Regions from separate parts of the Homo sapiens genome. Here region 1 is linked to region 2. A link is an interaction called in ENCODE POLR2A ChIA-PET data of the cell type or tissue named here. Cell type or tissue: A673. All regions are shown on one strand. Each heading gives the region's core, and the rest is flanking DNA. Links, peaks and the distances in the headings are about the cores only.

Region 1 (8,389 bases), core at 1-5,000, 76 kb before region 2:
CCAGAATAAGCCTAAGGACCAGGCTGCAGCCAAAGCCTCTGACCCCAGGGGCCTGACTATAGGAGCTGCTGCCAAGATCCAGCCCTCCCCAGGGTTTTGACATGCCCACTAACCAGGCTTGTGGAACTTAAGGGCCTCCCCCCGGAGCTGCTCCATCAGAGACAGGGTCTGGTCAGCAGTCTCGCCTGTGGGGAACAAAACAAGGAAAACTTGTCCTCTAGATACATTTACCATATCCTACAGCCAGAACAGAACTGAGTAGACCCCTATTCCCTCAATTCCAGAGACAAGATATCTAGAGCCAGACATCTGAGGCCTCTCATGCCAGTCTCTGGGCAAAGGGAACAAAAGAAACACCAGGAATCCCAGTCTTGAGACAGAAGTCAGGGTACTGAGTAAGCCAAGGGCCTGAGGAGCCTGTAAGGACTCTTCTGAGGAGGTTCAGAAGTCAGGGAGCTGAATGCTGTGACAGGAGTCTCAAGCTTCTCACCATTCTCCACCACATCCTTTGCCGTCCTCCGGTCTGTTTCTTCTAGCCGAGCTTTTGCCACCTGAAAGAAGCCCCAGGTGCTTCAGAAAATGGCATCAAATTTTCTCTTGGATAGGGTCTTGGGATCCCTGTGGTCAGACACTTCCTTCCCCAGCCTGAAGTCTCACCATACCTCACCTCACCCTCAGGGACTCAGGGCCATGCCCATCCCTACCTTGAACTTCTTCTCCAGATCAGCCTCCAACTTGGGGCCCAGAAGGTGGAGGACCTGAGCAGAGACCAGAATCAGGCAGAGGCAGGAGTATCCTCTTTCAAGGAGCCCCTGACTGATCCTACCCACCAACCCAAGGCTTCCTGGCCTATCTACCAGCACTGACTGAAAAAACCTACCTAGCCCATCCCATCTCTTCTCATGTGGGTCTGCTAGCTTAAAATGCTCTTGCTCTTGTTGCCCAGACTGGAGTCTTGCTCATGTTGCCCAGGCTGGAATGCAATGGCACAGTCTCCGCTCACTGCAACCTCCGCCTCCTGGATTCAAGCGATTTTCCTACCTCAGCCCTTCTGAGTACCTGGGACTGCATGTGCCCGCCACCACACCCAGCTAATTTTTGTACTTTTTGTAGAGATGGGGTTTCACCATGTTGGCCAGGCTGTTCTCAAACTCCTGACCTCAGGTGATCTGCCCACCTCAGCCTCCCAATAGTGTTGGGATTACAGGTGTGAGCCACCATGCCCAGCCCCCTCCCACCTTTTTTTATTGTTGTTGATTTTGAGACAGGGTCTCATTCTGTACTCCAGGATGGAGTGCAGTGGTGCAATCAGAGCTTACTGCAGCCTTGATCTCTTAGATTCAAGCAATCTTCCCACCACAGCCCCACAAATTGCTGGGACTACAGGTATACACCACCATGTCTGGCTAATTTTTAAATTTTCTGTAGAGAGGAGTTCTCAATATGTTGCTCAGGCTGGTCTTGAACTCCTGGGCTCAAGTAATCCTCCTGCCTCAGCCTCCCAAAGTGCTGGGATCAGAAGCGTGAGCCACCATGCCCAGCCCTCTTCCTGCCTTTTATCCCTTAGTGGATTCCAGGCTCTGTTCATGCCAGAGTCTTTGCCAGCTTCAGCTTAGTGAAGCACGCTCACCTGCATGTCCACTTCATTCTTGATCATTTTGCCATCTGCCCACTTCAGCACAGCCCGAGCCTCTCCTAGAAGCATAGGCACAAGGAGCTGCAGAAAGGCAAAAAAGAGTACTCCCCCCACCTCTTTCCCAAGGAAAGGTCCTGGCTGACCACCAGAACCAGAGCCTGAGCCCAGCCAGACCACTTTAAGTCACTCCTGTTCCTTCCCCCACCTCCTTCTCACTCGTGCCCAGAAGAAAAGGCATGACCAGAGAGAACAATATAGCCCCGTTCCAGGCCCTGCTCACCCATCAGCAGCCCCATGTTGAAATGGTAACGTTCCACCAGGAGCTGGGGCCGGTGCCTGTTAATAGCAGCCTCCACCTGCAGAAAGCCAAACCATGTGGTTCAGGAAAGCCACCTTTAGAGATATTCTGGGAACCCACACCCTCACTCTGGGTCTTCCTGAGGAGGGAAACTGAGCCACTCCTTTCCATGGCCAGGACTGGGGAGGCAGACGATGCCTGGGGAAAGACTCACAGCCTCCTCAATCTGCTCTGGGGTCACAATGACACCCACGCCACATTCCCGCTCGAAGTCCACAGTGTCGATGGGGTCCAAGGGGTGACTCCGCACATACTCAAGGGCAGCTGAGAAGAAAGAGCCCGTGAGTTTGTGGCATCTCTGCTCCAAGAAGTGGACAGACAGGGTCCTAATCTCATGAAACTCCAAGGATAGTCTGGCCTCCTGAAAAGTTAAGCCCTGGCACCACCACCCTAGAGAACACAGGGAAGAAAGAAGCACGTGTCGAGAGTGGATCCCCCCTCAGACCCTGACAGTTCCCGTGTCAGTCTCACCATAGGCCACCCCTTCCATGCCTCAGTGCCTGTGCAGAACTAGGTGTCTAGAAAGAAACTGGAGGACTTGGCAAAAAGGGAAGACAGGGGTCTTGGCTGAAGGGAGGCATTGGTGCGAACTGGCAGGACAGGTAGGGGTCTCACCGCTTAGCTGGGGCTCAGTGTGGATCTTCTTACTGGCTATGTAGCTTACAAGGAAGGAGAGACGCCGGGTATCCCTGAGTCGGGAGGCCAAGCCATATAACAGGATCCCGGTAGCTTTGTCAATGGTGGAACCCAGGGTCTGCTGAGCCTGAGGTCAGAGGGGTCAAGAGAGAAGCCCCGCGCTCAGTGAGAGGAAAGGGCGGGACAAACGGGGCAGGTCGGGATCTGGACCCCGCCCCGCGCTGCGTTGCAGCATGGTCTGCAAACCAGGCCGGGGGCAGAGGGGCTCGCACCTGAGTAGCGGCCTCGCGCAGCTGCGCGCTCAGAGCCGAGTTCTTGAGCGTCTCGCGGGCCTTCTGCTCGCTCAGGCCGAGGCTAGTGAAGAGCGACAGGGAGTCTAGAGCCGCCATTGCAGAGACACCGGAAACTAAAAGAAACTTAGGCCCCAGTCTGCAGGTCGGCATTCACTCGCTGACCAATGAGAGTGAAGCCTCCGGGGAGAGCCAATGGGGTCCTTCCTTGGCGGGAGGGGGCGGGGCGCTCCAAGGTCGTCTATCCCCTTTAAACAACACAGGGCGGACAAACCGGCCTTTCCGGGGGCTTTGCTTCCGCCTCCGTGGAACTGGGAACTTGAAGGGGTGTTGGCAGGCGGCAGGGCTTTTGGAGATATTTGCCACGGACCTGGAAGGAAGGTGTTCGTCCCTGAGGCAGGAGGAAGACACAGGCGTGGTTTTGCTCTGACTTTTCTACTTCAGCCCTGGTAACTCCATCTCAATATAGTAATTGTCCTCGGGGGCAAATGCGAGTCCCTGTCACGCTTTTGACGCCACAGCTTTGGAGTTGTCATGGAAACAGTTGAACAAATGAAGCCCAGGAAATCCCTCATCCAGACTCCATCGTAGAGAATGTGTGGAATGACCGATCCAGGGGCCCCATAAGTCCGCCGGTTTTCAGGTGCCCACTTGGACACAGCTGGCCAGGAAAGGGAAGGGACGGGTCTGGGCCAGGAGGGACCTCACATAAGTTCTATGATGATTTGGTTTAAAATCTTGGCCGGGCGCAGTGGCTCAGGCCTTTAATCCCAGCACTTTGGGAGGCCGAGGCGGGCGGATCACTTGAGGCCAGGAGTTCGAGATCAGCCTCGCCAACATGGTGAAACCCTGTCTCTACTAAAAATACAAAAATTAGCCGGGCGTGATGGCGCACGCCTGTAATCCCAGCTACTCAGGAGGCTGAGGCTGGAGAATCGCTTGAACCTGGGAGGCGGAAGTTGCAGTGAGCCGAGATTGTGCCACTGCACTCCAGCCTGGTCAACAGAGTAAGACTGTCTCAAAAAAAAAAAAAGAAAAGAAAAAAAAATCTCATCCCACACTTACCCTCTTGCCAAAGCATTATCAGGAAAACCACAAGCAAATTAGACCTTGAAATCCCTCTGCAGGCCTTTGAGAGGATATTTTATTGAGCTTGTGAGAGGGTGGGACAAATGAGATGGTTATAGCTTCATGATTATAGCTGTTGTGCTTGGGGATCTTTCCACAGTCTCACTGGACTTCCAGGACCTGCTGGCTGAAACAGAACAGAGACTTTGTGTGTGTGTGAGAAAAGGGACTAAGGTAGTAAGGGACTGAGGTAGGGGGTTGCAGAGAATGAGCAGCTGGTGGTGGGATGGTGGAAATCCCCACATTTGAGATTGGAGCTCTTGCAGGAATTGGTGATGCTCATACTTCTGGACCTTCAAGGAATAGGCAGGATCCTGACTAGTCTTTATCTATATTCTGTGTCTTTTGTGCCCACATCCCATTATTAATGACCAACCTCCAAGTCTGGGCCTACATCTGGATACCACCTAATGATCACATGCCAGGTGCAGACCAGGGCCACATGCTGTATCGCTATCCAGGTCCAATGCTGTCCTGGGGCTTCCCACATCTCCATGGCCCCGTGGCCCCAGCCAGATGCCTAGCCCTGCAGTGTACTGCATGAGAAAGGCCAGGTGCAGGAATTAAGCAGGGGATGCAGACCAGTGGTGCTAAGGACAGGTACCAAGAAGCAGAGCCATAGCCACACCAGCCGTGCACCAAATTTGAAGCTGCAAGTACCCAGCCCACCATAAAGGTGCCCATGGTGAGCAAAGCCATGCAGAGTGCCTGCCACTGCCACTATTTCCTCAGTACCTGATGCTGCCAATAGATTCACTGTAGCACCATCACCAAGTCCTACAGGTCTAGTGATGGCTCCCTCAATGAGATCAAGATCTGCACTCCCTTCCCTGGTTACTTCATGGTACACTGTGGACGCCATGGCTACAAGTCATAGAATGAGGCAGTAGCCCCACCAGTGTCACCAAGAATGCCACAAGTGGTAGCATACCAGTCGATATCCAGCTAGTGCCCTAGATGTCTACGACTTGCACAAAGCAGAAATGTTAAATTGTATGGGCCCAGTCTGGAGGTTAGCTTGCCTGCATAAGCCCCTGGCACTGCTTCCAGGAAAAGTCAAGACAAAGATGACCAAGTGGAAAAACCAGGCAGCAGCCAGCAAGGCCCAGTCGTGGAATGGACAGAGGTAGGGTCCAGCAACCTCCTGGGCTCAAACGATCCTCCCATCTCAGCCTCTGAAATATTTGGGACTACAAGTGCATACCATAAGAGCCAGCTAATTTTTATATTTTTGGTAAAGACAGGGTCTCACTATGTTGCCCAGGCTGGTCCTGAACTCCTAGGCTCAAGCTATCCTCCCACCTCGCCCCAAAGTGCTGGGATTACAGGCATAAGCCACCACACTTGGCCAGTTTCAGCAACTTTTTTTTTTTTTTTTTTTTTTGAGACGGAGTCTTGCTCTGTCGCCCAGGCTAGAGTGCAGTGGCGCGATCTCGGCTCCCTGCAACCTCCGCCTCCCAGGTTCAAGCGATTCTCCTGCCTCAGCCTCCCAAGTAGCTGGGATTACAGGTGCCCGCCACTGCACCTAATTTTTGTATTTTTAGTAGAGACGGGGTTTCACCATCTTGGCCAGGCTGGTCTCGAACTCCTGACCTCATGACCCACTCGCCTCGGCCTCTCAAAGTGCGGGGATTACAAGTGTGAGCCACCATGCCTGGCCAAAGAAGGAAGGCTTCAGGAACTCTTAAGGGAAGACTCTTCAGGCTGGCAGGCCCCAGCACCCTCCCTCCAATAGAAGTCAGACAAGATTCACTCTGGTCCTCTCTGCTTGTCCTCTTTTCAGGGCAGCAAGATCTGCCCCACAGCAGTTTTCCTCCTGCTCTGTTACCTGCAGGGATGCAGTTAGTGTTCAAGTTACAGCAAAGAAAAAGCTGAGGACAGGAGAGGAGGAGGAAGATCTCCCAGTACTTCTGTCCCCCAAGTCCTCCCTGACTTGTCAGCCCCAGGCTGCTCTGGTGAATGCACCTTTTACTCCACGCTGTCAGCTCCAGTGCTTCATATACTCCTCTGTCCCTTGGCTATATTGAGATCCTGACGATGCCTACCAAGCTGCCTCTTATGTAGGATCCAGAACCAGTGGGATGAAAGAGCAGCAGGTAGGCTCCAAAAAGCTGATAGCACTGGGGGCTTCATGACCCATAGGACATGAGCTGGGACCCCATCATCTCCCTTCAGACTAGGGCACTTTCAGGGTCTCTCATATATAAACACACATACACACACATACACACCGCAAATGATGGGGAGGGGAGGTGGCCCCAGCATGTGGTGGATCACAGTCACTAAGTCTACTTACTTATTATTTATTTTTAAAATATATTTAAACAGCAGCAGTCACTTCCAAAATGCAAAAAAAATTACAATTTTTAGAATAAAATTATAATGTTTATAATGCGGGTCAGAAGAATTGAAGGTACAACAGAATCAAATCACGCAGCACTGGAGGCGGCTGGAGAAGCCAAAGCCCACTGGTCAGGGGTCCAAGCTGACAAGAAGTCCCAACCTGAGAGGTCTCCACACCCAAATCATACCCCTCAGCTTCCCATTGACAGAGCCAGTGTCCTCTGGGTTAGAGAAGGAGAAGCGGCAAGGAGCTGGCCCTCTGTGTGGGTGTCCCAAACCCAGTCCCCCCCATCAGCCAGGGACCTGCTAATCCACCTCCTCCATGTTGCTGTAGGTGGGGGCTGGCCGATCCACAGGGGGGGCGAAGCGTTCAGGGGCTGTCCGCGTGGGGGCCACCTCGGGGGCCTGGCCAGGGCCTAGTCCCTGCAACAGAATACGAGGACAGGGGTTGGGGGCTGCCCAGCATGCCGCCTGGCATCCCGGGGGTGCTGGCTTGGAGCCCTGGCACCCAAGGGAGGGTCCCAAGGCAGGCGCAGACAGCAGCGGCGTTGAGACAGAGAGACGAGATTGGGCCTGAATAGTCTGGTTTTATTAACACTTTTAAGTACAGGAAGTAGCTTGGGCAGGGCCAAGCCTGAGGCCAAGGGTCAGAGCAGCAGGATGAATGGACAGACAGCCAGATGGATACACACCCTAGGATACTCTGCCCCTGCAGGGGCCACAACCTCCCCACCCTCTCCCACCAGATGCATAAGCTGAGGCCCAAAGCCCAGAGGTGTTCCCCACAACAAAGGCAGGCATGGCCTGGGGCAGGCAGGTAGGCCAGCTCACAGCAGCTGCCTGCAGGCGAGCTCATCTCCAGCGACTCTGGGATACCAGAGGATAGAACACGTTGAGCACGAGGGCCACCAAAGCCGCCACGGTGCCCAGGACAAAGTACCGGAGGCAGCCCTCATCTGGTGTGGTAGGGCCACGTGGTAGGGGGCCCACCCAGTCTTGGGGCCCCCAGGGACCCAGGGGCCCAGACCCCTCAGGCACCGGCTCCTCCTCAGCCTCCAGCTCCTGCCAAATCCGGGAAGCCTAGGGTATGTGGAAACGGCCATCAGCACCCCGGGGGTGGGGAGGACCCAGTGTCCCTGAGACCCTTAGCCATGACAGTCCCACCTGGGGTGACTGGGGCTAACACCCTGCATTCTAGATCAAACAGCAAGGAGGAAGGCAGGCAGCCAACCTCAGGGCTGTCCAGAGTAAGAGCACAAGGGTAAGAGAATCTTGACAGCATTTTGGCCTACCCTAAACAGCTCTCAATCCACATGCAGCTCCGCATGGAGGTGGGAGGGGAGTTATCTGGTTAGTATTTCAGTCCAGGCCTCCCCAAAGGACACCGATTCATAGAGAACAGGACTGCCAATCCCAGAGCAATCTCCTTGCTCCTTCCCACCCATACCCAGATCCTGACCAGTCTTCTGCAAGGATTTCTCTAAGCTTGACAGAGAAGGCTCAAGAGAGGATGGAGCCAGAAAGGAGACGGCCAGTCCAGAAAAGAGATGTGCCTACGCCCACTAACTGGGCCTATGGCACACCATGTCACTAAAGAGAAGATCCTGAAGGCTCAGCAAAGACAGATGCTTACCTCAAAGAGTATAACAGCCACCAGAGGCCATGGCCAGCCCAAATAGGCCTTGTCTTGAGTGCACACTAGAACTCAGGGACATCACAAGTGAGGGTGTGTGGGCCAGCATGTGGGGAATGTGCAGAGGAAATCTAGGAGAGTGTCAGGTATAGTTCATTCACAGCATAGTGCCCAGTGAGGTTCAGAGCAGTTGCCTGACCTGTGCCAAGTAGGTGCCAATGTGCTTGCCAGTGGCAGCATGTTAGTGTACTTGTATGTTTGTTAGTGTCCCCAAGGCATGGGGATGCCTCTGGCTAAAGCTTTGATGTTAAGAGAACTCTGCAATTCTCATGAATCCCAAGGCTCAATGGGCCTGTGGCTGGAGG
Region 2 (8,968 bases), core at 1-5,000:
GTCTGCTTGGTGATACCTGTCCTATGCCTGGCTGTCTTGGCCTGTACCCTGGCCTCCTTGGCCTGCCTCCCCAGTGATGTCTTTCATTCTAAGGTGAAGCACCCAGAAAGTTAGTGGCCCACAGGATACTTGCATATTGTCTGGCAAGTTGGCAGAGGAAACCAACATAGAGATGTCTCTGTTTGGGGGAATAGGCTGTTTCCCAGAGGAGAAAGTTTGTGGGGGAAGACAGCCACTCCTCTGCCTTCATAAGGAGCCCTCCCTCAGTGTCATCCCCTCCACCCTACCATCTGCTCTGTCCAGACTTCAGCTTAGGCTGGGGGACTGCCTGCCATTCTTCCTGTCTTCGGCACTCACTTTGTCAAAGGAAGTACGGTTGTCGTGCTTGGAGAAGAAGTGTCGCTGCGCCGGCTCCTTGAAAGACAGTGAGAAAGAAGGTGAATGGGGAAAATGATGCTTATTTACCCACCCTTACCTGGATCACTGCCTCAGGGTCCTTAATGGAGGGAAGTCACCAGGAGCCACTGCCCCTAAGCTGCTAAACTGCCAACAGACAGAGGGCAGAGACTAATTAAAGCAACACTTCAGTCCTGGGATATCTCAACCTGGGACTTGCCCTGAAGCAGAAGCCCGTGGAACCCTTATTGAGGAGGGTCCTCAATAAGGAGGCATCTGCTAGAACATCCTCCCATCAGGGGAGCAGTGGCCAAGTTTCAAGTTGGGCCTTAACTCTTGATTGCCCAGGACTCTAGTCCTCTCCTCCCCTGCATCCACACTTACTCCCCCATCAACATACCCAGCCTCTTGGCTCTAAATGCCATCTGAAAACTGGAATTTCTATCTCCAGCTCAAACTTTCTCCTGAACTTTGGGTTCAGTAGACAACTGCCTACTCCACATCTCCATGTAAATGCCTAATTGAGCATCTCCAAACATATGACTGAGCTTTGGGTCATCCCCAGACACACTCCACCTATAGCCTCCCCCAGCTCAGACCACGGCAGCCAGATCCTGTCAAACACCTTGAGTCCCCTTGATTCTCTTCTCTCATACCCCACATTGAATATGCAAGTATCCTGTTGATACTGTGGTCAAAATGTGCCCAGGACCAGACCACATCTCAGCATGCCCACTCTTTTCCCCGATCCAAGCCACATTACTCTCTTGCCTGAATTATTGCAAGAGCTTCCTGCCTGGTGTCCCTGCTTTCAAACTTACCCCTCCAGTCTGCTGTCTGCTTAGCAGCCAGCATAATTCTGTTAGTACATAAATGAGATCACATCTCATTTGCTGAAAATCCACAACAGTTCCTCCTATTTGTGATAGCCAAAGTCATCATAGTGGTCTGTGAGACCCACATGATATTGGTCCTTCTGTTACCTCCAGCCACACTGATTTCCTCACTGCTCCTCAGACACACCAGGTGCTCCCACTTAGGGCTTTGCACCACCTGTTCCTTCTCCTGGCCATATAATTCCCTCACACCTCCCTCTTTTCCTTCCTTGAGCACTAGGCCAATAGTTCCATCACCCTAACCCTGCATTTTTCACCTGCTAACATACTATATTGTTCTATGTGATGTTACCCCCACTGATTAGAACATCTCATGCCCCGCCATTAAACATAAGCTGCTTGTGGGCAAAGGCGGTCTGTCTTGCTCACATCTATAACTTCAGCACTGAGAATAATGCCTGACACAGCTCAATAAATGTTGCTGTTAAATCAATAAACAGGCTGGGCACGGTGGCTCACACCTGTAATCCCAGCACTTTGGGAGGCCGAGGCGGGTGGATCACCTGAGGTCAGGAGTTTGAGACCAGCCTGGCCAACATAGTGAAACCCCGTTTTTACTAAAAATACAAAAATTAGCCGGGCTTGGTGGCTCATGCCTGTAATCCCAGCACTTTGGGAGGCCGAGGCGGACAGATCACTTGAGGTCAGGAGTTCGAGACCAACCTGGCCAACATGGTGAAACCCCGTCTCTACTAAAACACACAAAAAAATTAGCTGGGTGTGATGGTGTTTGGCTGTAATCCCAGCTACTCAGGAGGCTGAAGCAGGAGAATTGCTTAAACCTGGGAGGCAGAGGTTGCAGTGAGCTAAGATTGAGCCACTGCACTCCAGCCTGGGCAACAGAAAAAAAAAAATTAATGAACAGGGACAGAAGGTCCTGGCCCCAGGGCATTTACTTTGGCTCAGTTGGAGCTAGAGAGCCTTGCTCCACTCCCATGCAGAGAAAGCCCATCTCTTAGGCCTCCAGACTTCAGCAGGAATCTGTCCCAAGAACACCTTCTTGCCTTTGTGCTTGGCTTCTGCCTGCAGAGCCATTCCCTCTCCAGTCACTCAGTTTCTCCTGCTGTAGACCTGAAGTGGCCAGATCTGGTGAGGTCAGGCTTGGCTGGCTTGGGAGTATAGGTAATGGCTGACAGCAGGTCCCCAGATAAAATACAGGGGCTGGCTCCATCCCTGAACCAGAATCTTCAGAGTAGAGCTTATTGTATGTGTGTTTAAGAGTTCCCTTTTTAGGCCAGGTGCGGTGGCTCACGCCTGTAATCCCAGCACTTTGGGAGGCCGAGGCGGGCGGATCACGAGGTCAGGAGATCGAGACCATCCTGGCTATCATGGTGAAACCCCGTCTCTACTAAAAATACAAAAAATGTGCTGGGTGTGATGGCGGGCGCCTGTAGTCCCAGCTACTCGGGAGGTTGAGGCAGGAGAATGGCGTGAACCCGGGAGGTGGAGCTTGTAGTTAGCTGAGATCACACCACTGCACTCCAGCCTGGGCGACAGAGTGAGACTCCGTCTCAAAAAAAAAAAAAAAAAAAAAAGAGTTCCCTTTTTAGAACCGCCTGCCTTAGACAGTCTGATGGTAGTCTTCAAGCAGAATGAAAACTCCAAGAAGGTGGGAAGCTTTCATTCCTCAAAATGCAAGCTGAGGCTGGGCACAGTGGCTCATGCCTATAATCCCAGCAGTTTGGGAGGCAGAGGCGGATAGATCACTTGAAGCCAGGAATTCGAGACCAGCCTGGCCAACATGGTGAAACCTTGTCTCTACTGAAAATACAAAAATTAGCTAGGTGTGGTGGTGGGCGCCTGTAATCCCAGCTACTCGAAAGGCTGAGGCAGGAGAATTGCTTGAACTTGGGTGGTGGAGGTTGCAGTGAGCCGAGATCTCACCACTGCACTCCAGCCTTGGCAACAGAGAGACTCTATCTCCAAGAAAAAAAAAAAAAAAAAAGCAAGCTGAGGCCGTGCAGTGGCTTACACCCGTAATCCCAGGACTTTGAGAGGCCAAGGAGGAAAGATTGCTTGAGCCCAGGAGTTCAAGACCGGCCTGGGCAGTGTGGAAAGGCTCCCAGACACTGTCTCTACAAAAAATAACAAATTAGCCAGGCGTGGTGGTGCATACCTGTGGTCCCAGCAACTAGGAAAGCTGAAGTGGAAGGATCACATGAGCTTAAGAGGTCAAGGGTGCAATGAGCCATGATCGTGCCACTGCGAACCAAGCTACAGACTGGGAGAAAATATTTATAAACCATATATCCAACAGAGGACTAGAATATATAAGGAAGTCTCTCAACTCAACAGTAAAATCACAGTCTAATTAGAAAATGGACAAACATGAAGACATCTAACCAAAGAAGATTTACAGACGACAAATAACACATGAAAATGTGTCCGGAATGGGTGGGTTCTTCGTCTCACTGACATCAAGACTGAAGCCGCGGACCCTCGCGGTGAGTGTTAACAGTTCTTAAAGGCGGCATGTCCGGAGTTTGTTCCTTCTGACGTTCGGATGTGTTCCCAGTTTCTTCCTTCTGGTGGGTTCGTGGTCTCGCTGGCTCAGGAGTGAAGCTGCAGACCTCCGCGGTGAGTGTTACAGCTCTTCAGGCGGCGCGTCTGGAGTTGTTCGTTCCTCCGGGTGGGTTCGTGGTCTCACTGGCTTCAGGAGTGAAGCTGCAGACCTTCGTGGTGAGTGTTACAACTCATAAAGGCAGCGTGGACCCAAAGAGTGAGCAGCAGCAAGATTTATTGCAAGGAGTGAAAGAACAAAGCCTCCACAGCGTGGAAGGGGACCAAAGCGGGTTGCCACTGCTGGCTGGGGCAGCCTGCTTTTATGCTCTTATCTGGCCCCACCCACATCCTGCTGATTGGTAGAGCCCAGTAGTCTGTTTTGACAGGGCACTGATTGGTGCGTTTACAATCCCTGAGCTAGACACAAAGGTTCTCCACTTCCCCACCAGATTAGCTAGATACAGAGTGTGGACACAAAGGTTCTCCAAGTCCCCCACCAGAGTAGCTAGATACAGAATGTCAATTGGTGCATTCACAAACCCTGAGCTAGACACAGGGTGCTGATTGGTGTGTTTACAAACCTTGAGCTAGATACAGAGTGCCCATTGGTGTATTTACAATCCCTTAGCTAGACATAAAGGTTCTCCAAGTCCCCACCAGACTCAGGAGCCCAGCTGGCTTCACCCAGTGGATCCCGCACTGGGGCTGCAGGTGGAGCTGCCTGCCAGTCCCGCGCCGTGTGCCCACACTTCTCAGCCCTTGGGTGGTCAATGGGACTGGATGCCATGGAGCAGGGGGCGGCGCTTGTTGGGGAGGCTCGGGCTGCACAGGAGCCCAGGGAGTGAAGGGGGAGGTTCAGGCATGGCAGGCTGCAGGTCCCGAGCCCTGCCCCGCGGGAAGGCAGCTAAGGCCTGGCGAGAAATTCAGCACAGCAGCTGCTGGCCCAGGTGCTAAGCCCCTCACTGCCCGGGGCGGGGGGGCCAGCCACTCCGAGTGCAGCCCGCTGAGCCCATGCCCACCCGGAACTCACGCTGGCCGGCAAGTACAGCGCGCAGCCCCAGTTCCCCCTCTGGCCTCTCCCTCCATACCTCCCCGCGAGCTGAGGGAGCCGTCTCGGGCCTCGGCAAGCCCAGGAAGGGGCTCCCACAGCGCAGCGGCGGGCTGAAGGGCTCCTCAAGTGCCCCAAAGTGGGAGTCCAGGCAGAGGAGGTGCCGAGAGCAAGCAAGGGCTGTGAGGGCTGCCAGCACGCTGTCACCTCTCAAAAAGATATTCATCATTAAACATCAGGGAAATGCAAATTAAAACCACAATAAGATATCACTACACATCTATCAGAATGGCTCCAATTGAAAATGGAGACAACATCAGGTATTGGTGAGAATGCAGAGAAACCAGATCATTCATGCATTGCTGGTAGGAATATAAAGTGGTAAAGCCACTCTCAAAAACAGTTTGGCAGTTTCTTTTAAAAACTAAACATGCAGCCGGGCGCGGTGGCTCATCCTGTAATCCCAGCACTTTGGTAGGCTGAGGTGGGTGGATAACCTGAGGTCAGGAGTTCAAGACCAGCCTGGCCAATATGGTGAAACCCTGTCTCTACTAAAAATACAAAAATTAGCTGGGCATGGTGGCACACACCTGTAATGAGATTGCTTGAGCCCGGGAGGCGGAGGTTGCAGTGAGCTGAGATCGTGCCACTGCACTCCAGCCTGGCCGACAGAGTGAGACTCTGTCTCGAAAACAAAACAAAACAACAAAAACACTAAACATGCAACTACCACATGACCCAGCAATTGTATTCCTGGGCATTTATCCCAGAGAGACAAAAACATATGTTCAACCAAAAGTTTATATACAAATATTCTTAACAGCTTTATTTGTATGAGCCAAAAACTGGAATCAGGTCAGATATCCTTTAACAGATGAATGATTAAACAAACTGGTACATTGGTACCAAGGAAATACTACTCAGTAAATGAAAATAAATGAACTATTGATACACACAATAATTTGGATGAATCTCTAGGAAATTATGCTGCAAAAATAGCCAGTCTCCAAAGGGTGCATATTGTATTATTCTATTTATATAACTGTTTTTGAGACAAGGTCTCACTCTGTTGCCAGGCTGGAGTGCGGTGACACAATCATGGCTCACTTCAGCCTTGACCTCCTGGGCTTAAGCAATCCTCCTACCTCAGCCTCTGGAGTAGCTGGTACCACAGGTGCATGCCATCATGCCTGGCTAATTGTTTAACTTTTTTTAAGAGATGAGGTCTCATTATGTTGCACAGGCTGATCTTGAACTCTTGGGCTCAAGCAATCCTCTTGCCTTGGCCTCCCAAAGTGCTGGGATTAGAGGCATGAGCCACTGTGCCCAGCTTTATATAACATTTCAATTTTATTTAATTTAATTTATTTTTTTGAGACAGAGTCTCACGTGTAGCACAGGCTAGAGTGCAGTGGTGTGATTTTGGCTTGCTGCAACCTCCACCTCCCAGGTTCAAGAGGTTCTTATGCCTCCGCCTCCCAAGTAGCTGGGATTACAGGCATGTGCCACCACACTGGCTAATTTTTGTATTTTTACCAGAGATAGGGTTTCACCATATTGCCCTGGTTGGTCTTGAACTCCTGACCTTGAGCAGTCCACTGCCTTGGCTTCCCAAAGTGTTGGGATTACAGGCATGACCCACCGCACCTGGCCTATGTAATTTTTTTTTTTTTTTTTTTTGAGATGGAGTCTTGCTCTCTTACCTAGGCCGGAGTGCAGTGGCGTGATCTCAGCACACCACAACCTCTGCCTCCCAGATTCAAGCACTTCTCCTGCCTCAGCCTCCCGAGTAGCTATGATTACAGGCGTGAGCCACCAACCTCAGCAAATTTTTTGTATTTTTAGTAGAGATGGGGTTTCACTATGTTGGCCAGGCTGGTCTTAAACTCCTGGCCTTAAGCAATCCACCCACCTCGGCCTCCCAAGTGCTGGGATTACAGGCGTGAGCCACTGCGCCCGACCTATAACATTTTTAAGTGACAAAATTTTAGAAATGGAAGATTGATTGATTTAGAAATGGGGGCCAGGCGCAGTGGCTCAGGCCTGTAACTTTGGGGGGCCGAGGTGGGTGGATCACCTGAGGTCGGGAGTTCAAGACCAGCCTGACCAACATGGAGAAACCCCATCTCTTCTAAAAATACAAAATTAGCCGGGTGTGGTGGTGCATGCCTGTAATCCCAGCTACTCAGGAGGCTGAGGCAGGAGAGTCACTTGAACCCGGGAGGCAGAGGTTGTGGTGAGCCGAGATCACGACACTGCACTCCAGCCTAGGTGACAGAGCAAGACTCTGTCTTAAAGAAAAAAAAAAATTACATAGACCAAGCAGGGTGGCTCACACCTGTAATCCTGACACTTTGGGAAGCCAAGGCAGGTGGATCACCCGAGATCAGGAGGTTGAGACCAACCAGGGAAATATGGTGAAACCCTGTCTCTACTAAAAATAAAAAAAATTAGCTGGACACGGTGGTGGGTACCTGTAATCCCAGCTACTCAGGAGGCTGAGGTGGGAGATTTGCTTGAACCCGGGAGGCAGAGGTTTCAGTGAGCCAAGATCACACCATTGCACTCCAGCCTGGGCAACAAGAGCGGAACTCCAAAAACAAAACAAAAAAACAACAAAAAAACCAGAGCAGCACCAGGGATCCCTTGTGATGTTGGTCTACCATCACAGTCAACTGTGGTGTTAGATACACAAAACTACACAGGTGATAAAATTTTAAAGCTTTTTTTTTTTTTTTCCCCGAGACGGAGTCTCGCACTGTTGCCTGGGCTGGAGTACAGTGGCTCGATCTCAGCTCACTGCAACCTCTGCCTCCTGGGTTCAAGCTATTCTCCTGCCTCAGCCTCCCAAGTAGTTTGGATTACAGGTGCCAGCCACCACTCCCTGCCAATTTTTTGTATTTTTAGTAAAGATGGGGTTTCACTATGTTGGCCAGTCTCAAACTCCTGACCTCATGATCCACCCGCCTGAGCCTCCCAAAGTGCAGGGATTATGGGCGTGAGTCACCGCGCCCGGCTATAATTTTATAGCTCTTTTTTTTTTTTTTTTTTGACACAGAGTTTTGCTGTTGTTGCCCAGGCTGAAGTGCAATGGCGCAATCTCGGCTCACCACAACCTCCGCCTCCCGGGTTCGAGCAATTCTCCTGCCTCAGCCTCCCAAGTAGCTGGGATTACAGGCATGCACCACCACCCTGGCTAATTTTGTATTTTTAGTAGAGACAGGGTTTCTCCATGTTGGTCAGGCTGGTCTTGAACTCCCGACCTCAGGTGATACACCCGCCTTGGCCTCCCAAAGTGCTGGGATTACAGGTGTAGCCTGGAGTGCAGTGTTGCGATCTCAGCTCACTGCAAGCTCCACCTCCCGTGTTCACGCCATTCTCCTGCCTCAGCCTCCTGAGTAGCTGGGACTACAGGCGCCTGCCACCACACCTGGCTAATTTTTTTTTTTTTTTTGGAGATGGAGTCTCAGTCTGTCGCCCAGGCTGGAGTGCAGTGGTGCGATCGCGGCTCACTGCAACCTCCGCCTCCCGGGTTCACACCATTCTCCTGCCTCAGCCTCCCAAGTAGCTGGGACTACAGGCGCCCGCCACCATGCTTGTCTAATTTTTTGTATTTTTCGTAGAGATGGGGTTTCACCATGTTAGCCAGGATGGTCTTGATCTCCTGACCTCGTGATCCGCCTGCCTTGGCCTCCCAAAGTGCTGGGATAACAGGCGTGAGCCACCGCACCCAGCCTATAGCCACCACGCCCCGCCCATAGCTCTTAATACACACACACGCACGCACGCACGCACGCAGAAGTAAAACTAAGGAAATTTGAATGAACTTTAGTGATTAAATCAATGTCAATGTCCTTGTTGTGATATTATACTATAGCTTTGCAAGATGTTACCATTGAAGGTAACCAGGCAAAGTGTAAAAGAAATCTCTATTATTTTTTACAACTGCTTATGAATTGATAATTATTTCAATGAAAGTTTCAATTAAAATAAAATCTAGGAGTCTGGGGCAAGTTTCAATTGACCCCCAAATTTCTCCCATTGTCTATCCTCAGCTACTGAATTACACTTAGCCCTAGAATGTACATGTCTTTCCTGTCGGAGGCACCTCTGACTGGAAATTCAC

The links. ChIA-PET counts read pairs that join two places held together with the same protein. Peaks named below come from ENCODE experiments on the same cell type or tissue, not always from the same donor. Only the 100,000 strongest peaks of a DNase experiment are listed, where the experiment ranks them.
Region 1: POLR2A ChIA-PET joins it to region 2 with 12 read pairs; 14 of 35 experiments call an interaction of 5 or more read pairs at or near these places.

What each region holds. Positions count from the first base shown.
Region 1 is chr3:49,101,715-49,110,103 of GRCh38, forward strand. QARS1 (glutaminyl-tRNA synthetase 1) reads right to left here and starts at 3,043. Exons shown (of 24, transcript NM_005051.3): 1 at 2,903-3,043; 2 at 2,610-2,757; 3 at 2,149-2,258; 4 at 1,917-1,992; 5 at 1,631-1,695; 6 at 705-758; 7 at 491-551; 8 at 114-185. The coding sequence starts at 3,019. It overlaps USP19 (ubiquitin specific peptidase 19), which reads right to left. Exons shown (of 27, transcript NM_001199161.2): 27 at 6,336-6,814. The coding sequence ends at 6,698. RefSeq lists enhancers at 1,615-2,265, 2,815-3,004, 3,215-3,374, 3,568-4,217. In A673, for the core only: no CTCF peak of the experiment used is centred there; a DNase peak (open chromatin) is centred at 3,107; H3K4me3 peaks cover 1,563 bases; H3K27ac peaks cover 1,712 bases.
Region 2 is chr3:49,178,125-49,187,092 of GRCh38, forward strand. It overlaps CIMIP7 (ciliary microtubule inner protein 7), which reads right to left. Exons shown (of 4, transcript NM_001080528.3): 3 at 358-414. Among named protein-coding and RNA genes, the nearest start is that of CIMIP7, 9.2 kb to the right of the region's middle. In A673, for the core only: no CTCF peak of the experiment used is centred there; no DNase peak of the experiment used is centred there.